Regions from separate parts of the Homo sapiens genome. Here region 2 is linked to region 1. A link is a contact called in ENCODE Hi-C or POLR2A ChIA-PET data. All regions are on one chromosome and are shown on one strand. Each heading gives the region's core, a stretch centred on a gene start or an enhancer-like site at or near the end of the contact. The rest is flanking DNA. Distances are from core to core; before and after follow the strand shown. Region 1 overlaps RORA (RAR related orphan receptor A). Region 2 overlaps RORA (RAR related orphan receptor A).

The links. A loop is a pair of places that touch in the nucleus more often than their neighbours do. ChIA-PET counts read pairs that join two places held with the same protein, here RNA polymerase II (POLR2A). Pooled maps may share reads with other maps.
Region 2: a loop to region 1 is called in a pooled map, with 2.2 times the contacts of the local background. The contact joins two enhancer-like sites. A Hi-C loop is called at or near these places in 5 of 50 pooled maps. POLR2A ChIA-PET finds 5 or more read pairs at or near these places in 2 of 52 experiments (T-cell and activated CD4-positive, alpha-beta T cell).

The regions. Positions count from the first base shown.
Region 1 is chr15:60,646,017-60,651,472 of GRCh38, reverse strand. The region is part of intron 2 of RORA (RAR related orphan receptor A); the gene reads left to right. It overlaps LOC105370846 (a long non-coding RNA gene), which reads right to left. Exons shown (of 5, transcript XR_007064663.1): 5 at 1-3,824. Among named protein-coding and RNA genes, the nearest start is that of RORA-AS2, 33 kb to the left of the region's middle. RefSeq lists an enhancer at 831-1,332. Within about 2 kb of position 2,017, at least 4 of the 41 ENCODE cell types and tissues checked have a DNase peak (open chromatin) inside an H3K27ac peak, as active enhancers do.
Region 2 is chr15:61,048,720-61,054,175 of GRCh38, reverse strand. All of the region lies in intron 1 of RORA (RAR related orphan receptor A), which reads left to right. All of the region lies in intron 1 of LOC107984805 (a long non-coding RNA gene), which reads left to right. Among named protein-coding and RNA genes, the nearest start is that of RORA, 180 kb to the left of the region's middle. RefSeq lists a silencer at 4,053-4,212. Within about 2 kb of position 2,560, at least 2 of the 41 ENCODE cell types and tissues checked have a DNase peak (open chromatin) inside an H3K27ac peak, as active enhancers do.

The DNA of each region.
Region 1 (5,456 bases), core at 768-3,267:
TTTTCTAAGCTCCAGAGTATGCCAAGTGGATATTGACATAGCTAAGTATGTATGCAGCGGGACATATGTAAATAGGAATACTCTATGTTGAAATCTGGACAAACCTTACTGAGACCTTCTCCAGAGGCAAGCAACGTGTGGTATTTATATGAGATTTGATACATCTGGAAACAGCGGCTTTTTCATCTCTTGCTTCTCGGAGATGAACTTGCACCATATGCAGGGTGTCACTTAAATTTCACCGGCAAGTTCTGACATGTACGTTTAAGAGAAAACTTCCATATGTTTCCATGAAAGGATGGGGACATAGTAACAACCACCAAAGTGATAATATTTCCTCTGCCTCACATCCGCTCCCTAATCAAAACTGTTCAGTATTCTACTCCAAAAGTTTCTTCCTCTTTCCACCGCTGACAATATGCATTGTTAACGGAAGGGAGTGGTCAGGGGCTGTGTGGCGTATTGGAAGGGACTCGGACATTAGAGGCAAAAGGACCCGGGTTTGAATCTTAGCTTTTCTATGTATTTATTGTATAACTTTGGGCTTGTTTCTTAATCTCTAAACCTCAATTTCCTAATCCATCAAAAGGGGATTAAAAATACCAACCAAAACATGGTTATGAGGATAAATGGCACGAAGAATTGAAAACTAAATAGATTTATAAAACAAAAATATTGTTTGCAAAGGGTTGGCATAGTTCCTCCTTTATTCTGGAAGTTAATTTGCTTGGAAATTCAACCATGTACTAAATCTTCCTCCCTAGGGACCAACAGAAAATTGCAAACTCCTGAGTGGAAACCTTCACGAGGGCTCCGCAAATTGGTGCTCTCTTCTCCTGGTTTCATCCCGCAGGAAGAGACAGTCTCCCTATATGAATGTTCACACCATGAGAAACCTTTCTCACCCTCTCTCCGTGGAATTTCTCTCCCCAATTTTTGAGATATCCTCGACTCAAGGCCAAAGCAGTGGTTTGAAAGGTGTTTGGAAACCAATGTGAACCATCGTGCTTTCCCCTCCCCCACTCTGGGGGTGGGATTTTCAGGCCAACTTTTCTGAAGCTACTTGTGAGTTAACCTGAAGTTGGAATGCCCTCCTGAGGTCGAGGCATAAAAGCCAGCAGCGTAAATAGAAACTGAAGCTGAAATAACCATAAATGTTCTCGAACAACTTCAATAGAGAAAGCCTTGTTTGATCCTCTCTAAGCTTCCTGAAACCAAGCTGAATATTTGTTTGTTTTGTGGTAGCTCCACTTTTTTTTTTTTCCTCAGGCCTTTTAATGCATGGCTGTTGGTTTCTGTTTAAAAGGAAAATGCTTTTTCTCAGTAACGATGTTCACATTCTGAAGTTGGTGATACCCACTTCTAAAGGCCATTTTATTGTAAAGATAAAGTTCTGCTAAGTCTTAGGATGAAAAGATAAAGGATGTGGTCAGTTACCATGACTCGTGCTTACCTCCCAAAGTGTGTCATTTGGTGCACATACCTCAAAACGTGTGAACAGAAAGTTTCTAGGTTTATTTTTATACATGGAGATTTGATTCCACGGCAGAGGGAGGGTGTCAAGGTAAATGACTGTGCAAAAATGACAGAACTGCATTTTGAGCTTTCCGTTGCCAGAGATACAAAGGCCAAGTTAAGGTGAGTTTGCTATTCGATTGCTTTTTGAGGGGTCTATTGGTAATTACCACTGCTGTTTAATATTGCAATATTCATGGGACCTCAATGTTTACACAGCTCCATGGATGCTCAATCCAAATTAAACACGCCCAAGAACAACACAGGGAGAAAACACCTGGGGGCAAAGTGAGGGGCTGCAGTCACAAGTGATCAGATCTTTTGCAGAAGATAGCAGTAGAGGGGCCCTTCCTTTTGGCCTCCTTTCTGGCAAATGTGTTTCAACACCGTTAAACTACATATGATATTGGACTGATTAGCAACTCCTAACACAGAATGTTCTGACGTTAGAAGAGCTAGGAAGTGGCGTGTCAGGGCTGACATGCATGGCAGAGTTTTCAGATACACATACAGTGTTTTTTTCTACACCCTGCCTCCAAAATGTCAGTGTCCCTAGGTTTCTGTTTGTTGCAGAGCCCCTCAATATGTGTGTGGGAGGCAGCACTTGAAGCCAAAACAGTAATGGCCAGATCTTCTGTCTGCAGCCATGAACACAAGGAGAAAGTGCCAGGTGTCAGGAGCAAGAATCTTATATGCCGGGGATTTTTTTTTTTTTTCCTGGAAGCAACTGGAAACCAACTTAGTGACACTTAAGTCCTTCACCTGCTACATGACTTCAGCCAGTGTATGTGAGTCAGAGTGGTACCAAGAAGGGCCCTCATCTGAACAGCCACAAAAGTGACGGGCTATGGCTTGGAATGGGAATATTATACTGTGTTCAGAGTCACGGCAACTTGAACTTGGCAGCCTTATCGGCTTCTGAGATTATGAGTGCCCCACAGCCAAGAGCACCTGTGAGGAGAGTTGACTGTGGAGTGGGATATAGATTGAGAAACCTCTTTCATAGCTGACAATCCATGTAAACTCCTTTAATATGTGGATGGTTAAGTAGCAGTTTAAGTGTTGGAATTACCTGGCCCTGCTTTACCATCTTCTATATATTCAGTATAAGACACACTGGGAATTACTGAAAGCTTCCCTCTCCCCCCTCAAAAAGAGTGGATGGTGCTTAGAATTAAGAGGATGTTTCCAGGGTGTCTTTCGTTTCCATCATCAAAGCAGATAAAATTAACTCTATTAGAAACTGAGACCCCCTCCGTGAGGTATATTAGTCATAAGTTCTCTTTGCAAAAAGGCTAGTCTTCAGAGGATTGTTAAGATCAGATTTCATGACAGACATGTTTCAACATATTTGTACTTCTCTGAACATGCTACATTTGCTCTCATGTGTTGTGATTAGCTGGTTTCAGTGTTTAATCCATGGCATGTGGCATTTTTCTGTAGTAGTGTTTCTGTGGAAAACTTTATCCTAGGCTTGTGGAAGACCAGTTATAACGCTTTGGATAAAGTATGTCCAGCATTTCTAAAAGCTGCAGTTTCCTAAGAAAATGATCTACGGGCACCTAAGGTTAAAATCTTCAGAATTATTTTTTGTATTTTCTGAAAGTGATTTTTAAATGAAGTTGAGAAATGGTACTAACAATGCATCCAATATTGATATAATTAGAATATGCATCATACTCTACTAAAGCCAACCTTCTTTAATATGTTCATATATAAACATAAAGAGGTATGTGGTTTATTGTATATCCAATTTTTCATTTATCTGCACCTTCTTCAGGATCATATTTGGAAGGCACCTACGTGCTCACTTGCAAACAGAATGAGACACCGTCATGCTTTCTAAAGCGTGTTCTCTCCTGCCCTCCTCCTCCTCCCTCAGTCTGCCTTATATTAAGTTAGCCAATCGAAGTCAGCATTACAGCCTCCCCTTTGGCCTGTGTTCTCCATCCTCCTTATATAAGCCTTGGTGTCCCCACACCTCTTCACAGCCACCTGGTCCGGCAGCCTGTAATAGCTGTCTCACTCTTCCTCCTCCTCACCTGATGCCTGCGGCTGACCCAACTGCCTCTGGGGTGTGATCCCACAGATTCTGAAAACAGCTGCAGCAGGCTGAGGGTGGCTTCCTGGTCACGTTCATCCAGATACAGAGAAGGCTCTATATCAATAATGGGCATCCTCTGATGTGTACTTTTCTCTCAACAGTAAACACCTTATATGATGTTTTTCAGTATCTCCTGAGTATAAGGTGCTGGGCTCTTCTCTCTTTCTGAACAGTTCTGGTTCTTTAGTCCTAGTGCAGAGACAGCCTTTGTGATTAAAAGACAAAAAAATGTACTAGTAATAATAAGATTTTCCAAGGCAGTCACCCAGTCCTCTCTTCTGGTTTGTTTTTCTGTCTTTCCCTCACCTCCTCACTCCTGCCTTGGGACCAGTTGTGCTTTTGCTCAATTCATTCAGCAAACAATTAGCAACAAAGCTGCAGGCTCTGGCAGTGATCAAAACGCTGGCTGAATCTGCCAAGGTCTTCCAAGCACTTAGAAGAAAGGCCAGGATCCGCAAAGCCAGGCAGATTTCGGGTGTCACCTATGCAGGGCTTCATAAGTCTCTGTCTTTTCTGGCTCAGGGAACTACCCCATGGGGTCACTCACAAACGTGTATGCCTTCCCTCTGTCTTCTATCTGAGTGCGGCTTAAGGGTATAAGCACTAAGGAAAAAGCTTAAGCCATCACAGCATATCTGAGCATAAAGGAAAGATAGATAAAGTCCTTATACAAGAAAACTGAGGCCTAGAGTTGGCAAGCTATACCCAGAAAGTTAGCAGGAAGGGCCACAGAATGTACTCGAACAAAAGCAAGAATGACATGGCCCATTTCCCAGTCAATACCAAGTGAACCATTTTGGAATGAGAATAGCTAGTTACATCTCTTGCTAGACTCCTCTTCCAGGTCATAAACACCTCCTACCAACAGGTTACTGAGCCCAAAAATAAATATGGGAAATTTGCGTGTATGCTGCACTTTGTATTTTCTGCCTCCTTCTCAATCCTTAATTAAGCTCCGCAGCCACCCTGTGAAGCCGGTCATTATCACTGGGTGAGGAAACGGAGTCCCACAGGAGCTATGTGACTTGCCCAAGCATACGAGCCAGACAGGCTGGGCAGGGTGAGACTTTCCAGTTTCTGATGCCCACGCCCCATGTGCAATCCAGCCTCATCACCCTGGGTCTTGGTGCAGGGAGTAAATAAACAAATGGTCACATTGCTTTTACTTCTGGAGAGCAATGGGTTCTTATTCAAAATAGGAACAAGGGGCAAAACAAATGGCAAGTAGTAACAAAAGTATTGGGGGACAGTGGTGCCACCATTCGGGGGCTTGGAAGTCTGGTCTTTCTGAAGCAGTGCATTCACTTTTAAGTTTCTCTTTATTGTTCACATACCCGGGTTTTATTCAGCAAAAGTGACACATGTCTCACTAGGCAATGGGAATTCAAAAGTGATACCATGAGGTCCACCTTGTATTAAGGTTCAAAGTCATGTGATCCTATGTGATACAGGCTGTAATAGAGAGATATCTGGAGAAATATAGAAGTTCAGGAGAGGAAATTACCCTCCCTGGGGAATCAGGGAAGGTTCCATAGATAAGGTGACATTTAAATAGAATCTGAAAAGATGAATTAAGAGTTTGCGAGTTGGAAGCAAGGAAAAAGAGCATTTGGGCAGCTATGGTAGAGGTTTGATAAATTATGACTTCAGAGTTTACCCCCATATTCAAATCATGTTCCCTATAACTTACAGTGGAAAACTATGAAACAATAAGCTTGGCCCTCAACTCTGGTGACAAATAAACTCTCCCTGTCCTTTGAGATGTCCCTCAATGTACTTTTCCAATGCCAAATGAAGGTCAAGACTTTGCCAGGGTGTCTGAGAATTCCTAGCTTTC
Region 2 (5,456 bases), core at 1,311-3,810, 400 kb before region 1:
GTGATCCTTAAACATTTCCATTTATTCGTCATCATCCTTTAATTTTATTTTCCTTCATGCTCAATCCAAGTGGATTTGCTTGAAACAAACTACAGTTTTCCAAGTCACACCTACCACCCAGCAGCTTTGGGATAAAAATGTAATGTAGTCTATTTTACTTTGAAAGGATTCCTTTATTTACTTTGAAAGGATTCCTTTTTCAAGAAATAGCTTTGGAGAAAACAAACAAAGAAAATAACCAAAATAAACTGTCCCTAACTCCTTTTCCTTGAGTATTGAATTTTCTGAAGGAAACCCTCCCTGAAGAATGTTTATATATATATATATCATGAAGTCTAAACACTCTTCATGCTGTGTAGATTCTTAACGGAGCACATTTGTTTGAACCTATGCCCAACGTTAACACTACTTGATATCTGGCTACAAAAATACCCATCAGCTGTGTCGTCTCCCTGTAGCCCCTTGAAAAGGGAGAAGCAAGAATTTGTTTTCTTGAGGCATTCTCAAAGACCGCATACCCAGGCTTTGTTGCTGGGATTCTACCTCTTTCTCCTGGTCTTTGCTCTTCCCTGGACACCAGATCCAGATCCAGATCCAGGTCCAGGAGGGACCAGGAAATCAGGAGGGTCATCCTGGCATCTGCCCATTTGTAGCTGATCAGAGCCTTCATGGCAGCCATGGAAATCATCGTGAAACTGTATTCACAACCCCGTGCCTTCTCGCTGAGCTTTCTCTGCTGCCCAAGGGGTTACCTGTGTGAGGCCTAATTACATCTGGACAGGCAGGCGGCAGAGACAACCCAGGGCCTTTGTCCTTTTTGTCAGTGTGAGTCAGTAGGCTACCATGGAGTCTCCCGGGAAGGGGGTGGGTGTTGGGGGGCAAAAGCCTGATTTTTGTGTTCAAAAAAAAAAATGTTTTTGCAGCTGACAGCTGTATGCAAACAGTAACAGTACATTACAATGAACACCTTAAAATATGAGGAATCAAGACTGTTGACTTTGGGTGAAAAGCGAGTGATTCAGGACCAAGTGATTGAGTAGCTCCGATCAGGTCTGGTTTTATCTCTTCCTGATAACACAGCATTGGTTGTTACAGGGACAAAAGCAGGAGTGATGTATTTGGCTAAATCTTTAATCAATAAAATAGATTAAGGATCATGAATATGGAGTTTTCTTTTCCCCTTAGGATACTTTACTTATACTGTGCTACAATTTAGTCCCAAAGCACTTTCAGTGAATTAGGAAAAGCTGTCACTTCCTTAATCTTGTACCGGCGAACAGCTAGGTCAGCGAGGTACAGGCTGGACACTTTTGTGCAGGGTACATCCAAGCCAACTGTACGTGGCATGCTGCTGAAGTTTTCATCTTCGCGTCTTTCTTCCCTGTTGGTCTCTTTGTACCTCTTTTCTGCTTTTGTCTTATTGATGAACTGTATAATACCAATCAAGAGTGCATGGAAATATACTATTACTTACAGTAGAAACAGTCAGTGAGGGAACCAACTACTCAGTCTCAAAATGCGCTCTCAGAATATCTGGAATGTTTCCCACAGAATTGGTGATGTGTAGAAACAGGCTGTCTTTGATCTGGTAAAGCAAATCCATTTTCAGAAGCTACAATCTGATAAATATCATTCATCCTCCATTTCTCTCCTGGAGTGATGTTTTCCTTTCTTACGGAAAACACATAGCCATAGCTTACTTGTATCAGCATCGTACGATACTAGAACCACTACGCGAAAGCAGTGTCAGTGGCACCACTGGAGTTAACTGTAATTCAAAGGAGCAAAAGCATTACGTATGAGGCTTTCCCATCCTGACTTCTAGAATTCTAGCTTTCCAGTGGACCTCTTGCAAGGAATCTGAAATAGAGAAAGAAACAAAAATATGTAGTATAATTTCACCAGAGTTTTTCCTCAACCTTAATAAGGCTTAAAAGGCCTTTCCCTCCACTGCTGTGTTTGGGAGTGGAGGAGAGTTCCTATTAAATGAAAACACTGATCATTCTCTGTGTGCATAAGCTGCACCCACATAACACTAATGGTTAGCACCTTTAACTCTTGCACTCTGGGATGTAGGACAGATCCTCACCAGGCATCCTCTGTCTTTTCTGTTTCTGACTGCAGACGATAGCATTTCTATTTAGTTTAGAAAGCAGCAGGTGCTGTGTGCATAAGACTTCCAGGCTGCACAAGAAAGCAAGCAGGTTATTGCAGCCACAATAGGATGTAAGAGGAGGTGCACCCTCCCTTTCTGCTGAAAGGCAGAAATGGAGGAGGGGAAGTGTCTGTTGTATGTTCCTTGGTAATTCGTGCTGCAGAGTTGGACTGCTCCCTCTTAGCTTGAAGACACTCATGTCCCCTGAGGCTCACGGGAATGGTCAGTGAGGCCACAAGAAATGTTTTGAAGCCCAGGCGGAGACTTCAGATTCCTTTGCATGTAGAAGTGTTGGCCAAAAATAGCAAATACCAGTCCTTTCCGAAGCCTCTCCCACTCTCTGGGATGCAGACAGTACAGGCAAGCATCACTAGGTGGCACAGCTGTCCTGGTGTCTTACTCTCATGGAGCCACACTTAAAACTGCTGTGGGATGCTTTGATGAAATACCCGATAGGATTCCTGTCCAGAAGGTGCCAATACAGAGCATTCAGGTCAAGTGGAGGATTCTTTTCGCAGGGGATCACTGGATTGACTCTAGGAGAAAGAGAAGCTATGCATGCCGCAAACACCTGCACACCACCATTCATCCTGCCCAGGCTGCTGCTGAGTGGAGCTCAGGCTTGCAAGTTTGTGGATCAGTGTGCCCCACAAAGCGTGCTTATCTCTGCCTCACCCCCTAGGGGGAGTGGGGATAGGGGTAGTGGAAAGTAGGTAGCCAGCCCCTACTTTCTGCTGTTCCCACTCCAAAATGTACATATTTGTCAAAACCTTCCAGATTCCTTCTGAGTGGAGGATGTGGCAGTATCACCTTCTGTCTACCCTGAGTGCCTCACTCCCCTCTTCCTTCTGCCATCCTTCCACACCCTGCTCAGATGCAGCCTTCTGAAGATCAGTCCAGCCCACGATACCCTCCCTGCCACCTGAGGTGCCATAGCATTACGTTGTGTGGTTGTTGAGTCAGCAAACATGGGCTGTGTGTCAGAGCCTAGAGAGCACTACCCTCTCCACTACTTCTGTCACCTCTGGGGAAATGCAGAGGATATATGCTGCCCCTAAGCAGCAGCCACTATAACGTGGTGGTTAGCTGACCAACAGACTTGTTTTGGCTCTTGTTCACCACCTACTAGGTATGTGCTTTATTTTAATAAGTTAGTCAACCTAAGACTTGGTTTCCTCACCCATAAACTGGGATAATAATAGTACCTATTCATTATGATAAGAATTAAAGAGCAATCCTTCATGGAAAGCAACTGGGATGGTGCCTGGCACATAGTAAGTGCTCAATAAAGCAGGTCTTACTCTTATCGCAGGAGAAGGTATCACAGCCAAGACCAACCCCTGACTCTTGTGACTCTGCGCCCTGTGTATGTTTTACTCTTACACATGCTTGCATTCTTTCTACTATGCCATATTGCCTCCTCTTAGTGTTTAGAACATCTCTTGCCCCCCAGTTGTTTGTGCCTTGAGTTCTCTTTTTCACAAACTAGCTTGGGAGCTCCCTGAAGACAGAGACCATATAGAATTACACAGTGTCCTTCTACTTTATTGTCACGATGCTTTAAGAGAGTTATTGACTGTAATTATTAAATTCTAACCATGGAAAACTTCTCAATGTTGACTTTAAAAATTGTTTGAAATTTTTTAGAATTATTGATATCATGAGTGAAGTAGGTTCCCAAACTATATTTCAGAGGACAAAGTTTGTACACGTTTTCCGTAAAGGGCCAAAGAGTAAATATTTTAGACTTTGTGAGCCACGGGTGCGTGTCTCATGACTCATCGCTGCGGCTGCAGTGTGAAAGCAGCCATGGACGGCATGTACACAAATGAGGTTGGCTGTGGGCAGTGAAAATTTACGAAAACAAGCAGTGGCCAGATCAGACCACATGGGCAGTAGTTTTCTGACCCCTGCTCTAGGAGGTGATAAAAAGTGTTCAGGGAAATGGGTTCTGTGGTCATATCAAACGTGTTGGCTATATATTGATTTGAGTCATCTCACTGCACAGCACTCATTACCATATTAAAAGCCTCTGAGAAGTCCTGCAGTTAAGAAGTACTTGGGCCGAGTGCCGTGGCTCACACCTGTAATCCCAGCACTTTGGGAGGCTGAGGCAGGCAGATCACTAGGTCAGGAGTTCGAGACCATTCTGGCTAACACAGTGAAACCTCGTTTCTACTAAAAATATGAAAAATTAGCCGGGTGTGGTGGTGTGCGCCTATAATCCCAGCGACTCAGGAGGCTGAGGCAGGAGAATCACTTGAACCCGGGAGGCGGAGGTTGCAGTGAGCTGAGATCATGCCATTGCACTCCAGCCTAGGCGACAGAGGGAGACTCCATCTCAGAAAGAAAAAAAGAAAAAAGAAAGAAAGAAGTACCTGTAGCTTTGTCTGACCTATAGTTTCCCCACTTCCGTAAGTGTGGAATATATTGTCCATAGCCTATCAGTGCGTTAACATCCTGCAGACTGGTACTCCTCATGCTACCAGTTAGAAATGCTGGATTTTTTTATGTTGACTCACAAAAGTCCACCTACTGTATTTTTTATGGTAGCATCTTTGCATTTATAGTATTATTATTTTCGTTTGAGGACATGGACTTGTATGATCACTGAATTCTGCAACTTTGTGTTTGTCCACCGAAAGAATTTGGCACCTCATCAGAAACGAGCCTCATGCATTAAATCCAAATGGGAGGATGTTAGACGGGGGGATATCACCATGCTCATCTCTGTGCTGAGCTCCAACGTAAGTGGGAGTTCTGAGAAGCCGTGTGGTTTAATACATCTGTCTCCTTGGCTGCTGTGCCAGCTTTTCATGACAGTGCTTTTCATCATCTGAAACATGTAATTGCTTTTGACGACAACAAGAGAATTGTGGCAGGAGAACTCTCCGCAGTTTCCGAAAACACTGAGCCTCCAGCATTTCAGGTCCAGTCAACTTCAGCAGATGTGGTGTTGGGACACGAGGGTGTTCAGATGTGTGGGGGTGTCCAAGGGGGAATGATTCAGAGCCACTGCCTCAGTTTTTAAAGTAAGGATTCGTGGATAGTCTTTGTCCCCAGTACAAAGGCATAGCGGAAAACCAAAGTGGAAGATGGTGTGGAGGAAGAGGTTCAAAGGTGATTTTGTTTTTTGCATCAGGATGATCCTTGACTGTGTCTGAGGCCAAAAGTAAGTCTTGACTCCCATGAAACTCCAGGAAATGGCCGGCACTTGAAGAGCCGTAAAGAAGCAGCCCAGACCTCACTCTCCTGCCAGCCCCTACTTAAAACCACCCCTTAGGCTTCCCACACAGATGAG